2 separate regions of the Mus musculus genome follow, and region 1 is linked to region 2. The links are chromatin loops, found by intact Hi-C in ENCODE. Cell type or tissue: left cerebral cortex. All regions are shown on one strand. Each heading gives the region's core, and the rest is flanking DNA. Links, peaks and the distances in the headings are about the cores only.

Region 1 (2,926 bases), core at 208-2,707, 200 kb before region 2:
GTACCATACAAGGAAAAGGCAAAAGAAAGATCTTAGGTACTTAGGAATGTGCAAAATCAGAGTTCTGGTAAAGATAGAAAGAACTAGAAAAGAGGAGAAACTTCCCTGAGTCAGGAAGTTATTCAAGCCAACAGATGTGGAATGACAGACTTTATGGAAACAAATCTTTCCTCACCAGAAAGACCTGACCTTAGACAGTCCTTTAAAGTCTTCCTGGACTAGGATCACCCTGGAGGTCACTTACCCAAAGGGCAGACAACTCACTCATTTGAACTCCATCTCCTTGTGGAGACTGCATCATTTCAAACGATTGCAACAAATTTAGAATTCTAACCTAATAAAAGAAAACTTGGAAATGTCTTTAGCTAAAAAGTGCTCTCACACACACGAAACATTTTAGCTGGAGCCTATTTTTATCCTTTCCTGTTTTATAGAGGCATTGGAGAAACACTCTGGAGACATCCCTGTGGCAAGTATGTACCCTCCTCACCCCCTGCCCTGTGCCGACCGGATGACTCTGGCCTCTGTCTCCCTTGACCACCCTGCACAGCACTGAGAAGAAAGCCATGCCTGGCCCAGAGCTTCCCCAAGCATATGTAATGAGTGAGCACCAAGCACATGCCCTATTCAGGCCAATGGGAGAGAACACTGTGTGCAATAAATTCTGCTGCCCAGTTGGCTCAACTAGACTTAGAAGGCAGAATGAAATTCCTAACTCCCTATACTGTTTAAATGTAGAAAATGAAAGAGTAAGAATCTTAGAAGAAAAGTACAAAGATTTTCAATGTAAGTTGGGGAAGAAACTTAGAATAAAAATTAAGAAAGATAAAAATCTCCTAGGAACTAGCTAGAATTGAGTACATAAATATTACATTTCTGGGATGAAGATATTACAATTGATTGAAGAGGGTAAGAAGAAGAAAAAAGTCAAGCAATAGTTAGGTACAAATCTAAAAGCTGAAAAGGGCTGACGTAAAAGAGCTCCTCCTAAGAATCACTGTTTTAGGACAAATTGGTTTGAAAGTGGCAAAGGATGAGGACATGAGAGTCACGAATCACTAAAAGGCATATGTTGTTACATAATCTCCTTTTTAAAACGAAAGCATATACGTCCAATAAAAATGCTTTTCAACTCTTAGTAACCTTCTGGTAAATAGAACCAATAGTTTGCCTAACAGGAAGCTAGGGTGTGGACAGGTATTAAGAACAAAAACATGGAGACAACATGGGTCTTTAAGAAGGAAAGACTGAACAAATGCCTTTTGACAGAATGGTATTAAGTGAGGTGAGAAAGACACCTCGCATATTCTCTCTCATGTTAATATTCTAGCTTTGAAACTTTATATATGTGTATTTACGTGGGACTGAGTATGTGTGGGAGGCAGGAAATGAGAAAGGGGCCCATGGAAAGGGAAAGTTGGCTCCAAGAGAGGAGGCTCCTGAGGTGGTGGGACTGTTGATATGAAAGTGAAAGGGGTGGGGTCGAAGAGTTTAAGTGAATCTAGGGGATGGGAGAGTGGGGGGATTAGGGAGCAAGTGTCAACCAAACTGAAATGGGTATGAAAACACCATAAGGAAACCTGTGCGTCTCTGAGCTAAATGCAGCTCTTTTCTAAAACAGCACTACATCCGCGCTATGACATTTTACATAGTTCTTTTAAAAAGCAATTTAATTAGATCCCTCACTGTTGATGGGAAGAACGCTCCTGATGTATTATTTAGTGAAAAACATCAACTCTGAAATTTGTATGATGTGGTCTGTTACCACCAAACAAGTCTGTGTGAGTCTGACAGAAGAGAAGCAAGAGAAGCACGTGCAAGACCATGAATGTCAGCTGCCAAACAGGAAAATACAGGGTGGTGATGTTTCTATAGCTGATTCAGCTATGCCCACTCCAAAAATCTTCCCCACCCTGACCTCATCCTCCTGCCTGTCTCACAGTCCCTCTCCAGCCTTGCTGAGGGAATCCTCATAGATAGCATCACTGGTCCTTACCCAAGGAAGCTGTCTATCAACTGCTACTTTTGGTAGTGGCTTGACATTTAGTCTTATTGACTTAGTTTTAAACTCAGTCCAATACTACTATTACACCTTCCCAGATGAAGAATTGGAGGCATGGGTGAGAACCCCACTAACGTCAGAAAACTGAGCTGATCTGGATCCAGGAGTTGATCAGAGTTTGTGACTCTTAAGCGAAATGTTTCTTCTAGATTTGATTTGGATTACTATTAATGAACATAGTAAATCCAGAATAACGGCTGGTATTGGTAGATCGATGATATCTCCTGTTAAGGATGGTCTAAAGATGGATCCTTCTAAAGATTCCTGAAGTTATGGAAAGTGAAATATAAAGTTTAGGAGAGAAAATAAAATGGGGACGTTACATTTAGGCAAAAGTGTGGGGTGCAAGGTGACTAATACATGTCCAGTAACTATTGAGAGGAGAAACAACGAAAGAAAGAACTCATTCTTTAAGGAAACAGGACAGAGTTTTAAACATGTCCAGGCCTAGAGAGAATATCGCTGACAGTGGTCATTGTTATAGGGAAAGAAAGCAGAATGACACATTGGATCCATTTATAACAGTACAGGTCTTTGTTTTTATCAAAGTAATTTCAGTAGAGTGACAGGAGTGTGGGCCTAGTTTCAATAAGTGGGTGGGGAAAGAGAGATCCCCATAGAGTTAGAGAACTTTGCAGCAGCGTGGAGATTGGGAAGGCACAGAACAACTTACAGAAAACTACAGTGTAGAAAACTACAGCTGCCGTGGTTATGATCGGGAAATGGAAGCTCATGTGCAAACAAAAGATGGGAAATGAGAGGTGAGTGAGCACCAGCGCAGAGCTGGTGGGTTGTGCTTTATGCTCCTAAAGCAGAGAGGTAGGGAAGGGGGTAGGTAGGTGAAAGGAAGGACAGGTTTGTCCT
Region 2 (2,926 bases), core at 187-2,686:
TTGCAGTAGTTTGGGAAAGATGCTACAAGCCCTATCCTCATTTTCTAAAGGCATCAATTCCTCATTGAACAGTGGTGGAAATAATAGCTATCCAGTGAATGGCTATGAAGGCAATATAGTAGATACAACCCTTTCTTCTCATTAAATAGTTCATTATGATATTTATGACTTATCATCCATATGTACAAACAAACTAAAACTTAAAGTTTTTAACTTATCTTCTTTGTCAGTTCAACCATAAGAGTTAGCTCGCAATTTTCAAGACAGTATTAAGAGCAACGGTTATTTGTATTTGTTAACCAAGACTGAGTATTTAATTCTCTGCAAAAGATTTAAAATTGGCCTCTCTGCTAGCCTTCTACTAAAATTATATCATATATATATATATATATATATATATATATATATATATATTACATATATATATATATTACTTCATATTTATTTTCTATATAAAGTAGAAACTGTTACCAACCAAAGTAAAAAATGTTTCAGTACTTTTAACATCTATAGAACCATGCTATGCATGCATGTTGCATATTATCCCTGGCACTGTCATGAACTTACAGCAAAGGAAGGAGAAAGGATGAGACAGGTACAATGAACATCCTCCTCTAGAGCATTTCACCCTTCTGCTTCTCTCCCCTCAGTGAGAGGCCACTCATCTTTCAGACTTCAGAAATCAAGTGTCACTTACAGGAACAAATGATTCACGCCCAACATGAACCTCATCCCTGTTTTCATCCATTCCACCATGAAAACTAAATGTATCTACATGGCAATTGGTTCAGCCTGTATCTTAAAGGAGACTATGGCCTTGAGCACAGCACTTGTACAAGTATTTAACTCATGTTAACTGTACATATTAATGAGGTTCAGTATGCATTTCCATACAGACATATAACATGTACACATCTAGTCAGCTGCCCCTTTTTGCTCTACATGCATATACCATTCCCAATCTCTTCTATTCAATAGTCTACTTCTAATTCAGTTTTTCTAGCTCCTGTATAAAAGAACACATAGTGACATCTTTTGGCACTTGATCAGAAGCTCCTGACTTCTGTGTCCTTTCCTCATATTTAAACTAGTTAGCACACCTCTCCTTCCTTTGCAGGAATGAGGTGGTAGGGATTTTGTATTCTGGTTCAAAAGCTGATTACATATGCATAAGAACAAACATAATTCATTACAAGAGATAAGAAAAACTACCAGATATTTTCTGGTTGTCTATTCTAAGAACAGATGGTGTGCTTCTGAGAAATATCAAGATATATGAAAGAAAACATTTAGGCAACTGATGTTCACGTGGGTGCTGATTTCTGGCTACAGAACATGCCTGTTGCTTCCTGACATCTGCGATATTCTTCTCTAAGTACCAGGGGGTGGAGGGGATAAAAAAAAATACAAATGACAAAGTTACAAAGATTGCAGGTTTGCGCATTAGTGAGTTATTCTAACTGACCTTATAAGGTATAAACTAACCAGGAACTCAAAGGGATGACTTCAGACACTGTTGCATAATAGACATAATTGAAACCGCATTGACTGCAATCTAGCAGACCTGAGTTCAGTATTTTGGCCCTATTCCTTATAGGCTGGGTGGGGTTTTTTATGTTATTTATTTGGTTGCTTTATTTTTGTTCTACCACAATCAGTAAGTGAAGCATTTCTATATTATTTTACTGACAAAGAAACTTTAAGCTTCTGTGATGCTTAGGTAATTGTTAGCTTGACAGAATCCAGAGTTATGTGAAAGACAAGGCTTCATGCAGACCCATGAGAGACTGTTTAACTTCTGGCCACGCCTGTAAGGGACGATAGTGATTAGGTTAGACTGAGGTGGGAAGACCCCCACTTAGAAACAGTTTTGGGCTGAGGCCCTAGATCTTACACAAAGGAGAAAGCAGGCTGAGTATCCGTATTTGTTGCTCTCTGCTCTTGACTAAACAATCACAGGCACTTTAACTAGTGATTAGCTAAATTTTTGAAATATAACCAAAGCCCAGCATTGTCTGATAAAACAGAGCAAGGCGAGTCTGAAAGTTAGATATTTAAAGGGGAAGAAATGGGCCTATTCAAAAGCAAGTTTCCAATGGAAAGAGCTGAAATTTTTGGCATAGATTCTTAGGCTTAGTTTCATTAGCATAATAGCAATCTCAGTTTAGAAGAATCACAATCGGAAAAGGGCTCCTCAAAGGACAGAATGAGAAGCACACTTGCTGAGACACTAAACAAGAAAATCCAGTCACTGGCTTTTTTCTGTGGTCTAGAAGGCTTTAAATCTCAATTTCACATTTCAATTGAAGCTCAGAGCAGAAACTGATGCAACAAGTCAGAGGCACTAAGAGGAAAGCCAATGAAAGAGAAAGACAGGCCTTTCTAGTCAGAAAAGACTAGAGACCCCTTCAGACATCAGCTTTCAGAGAAAGTACAGGACCTCAAAAATTCCCAATATTCACCCACTATTTGGCCTGTTATCAGAGTACTAGAATAAATAATACAGCAGGTTACCAGTGTACTGGAAGCATAGTGTGAAGGCAATAGGACTCAGAACAATTGAGTCTAAGATTAGGCCTCCTAAGTTTTATGTCTGTCTTCATCTTGCCTCTTCGTTGAGAGGAAGGACACTGAGGAAATTCAGATAACTGAGATAAGGCCTTGGTTTAAATCTTATCTCGATTTGGAATTGCCTTTATTTTGCTGCAGAAGCATCCCAAAAATTCCCCTGCCCTACCCAGAGCTGCAAAGGCCTGGTTCAAAATCATGAGTCCCTTATTTGATTGTTAAGAATTAGTTTATAACCTAAGATACTATATACTCATTCTTGAATGCCTGTGAGCTGCTTACTGGTGAGCTACCAGATAATTTACTAAGTATTACTTAAATCTGGTATTACAATTTGTATTAATCTCTGAGCTCTTTA

What was found. Hi-C counts contacts between places; a loop is a spot of excess contacts. Peaks named below come from ENCODE experiments on the same cell type or tissue, not always from the same donor. Only the 100,000 strongest peaks of a DNase experiment are listed, where the experiment ranks them.
Region 1: a loop joins it to region 2, with 3 times the contacts of the local background. A loop is called at or near these places in 2 of 42 quality-filtered maps.

The regions. Positions count from the first base shown.
Region 1 is chr3:33,537,793-33,540,718 of GRCm38, forward strand. It overlaps Gm34205 (a long non-coding RNA gene), which reads left to right and starts at 2,552. Exons shown (of 3, transcript XR_389655.3): 1 at 2,552-2,823. In left cerebral cortex, for the core only: no CTCF peak of the experiment used is centred there; a DNase peak (open chromatin) is centred at 1,648; H3K27ac peaks cover 236 bases.
Region 2 is chr3:33,740,995-33,743,920 of GRCm38, forward strand. No RefSeq gene overlaps it. Among named protein-coding and RNA genes, the nearest start is that of Gm42203, 50 kb to the left of the region's middle. In left cerebral cortex, for the core only: no CTCF peak of the experiment used is centred there; DNase peaks (open chromatin) are centred at 1,338 and 1,869; H3K27ac peaks cover 1,702 bases.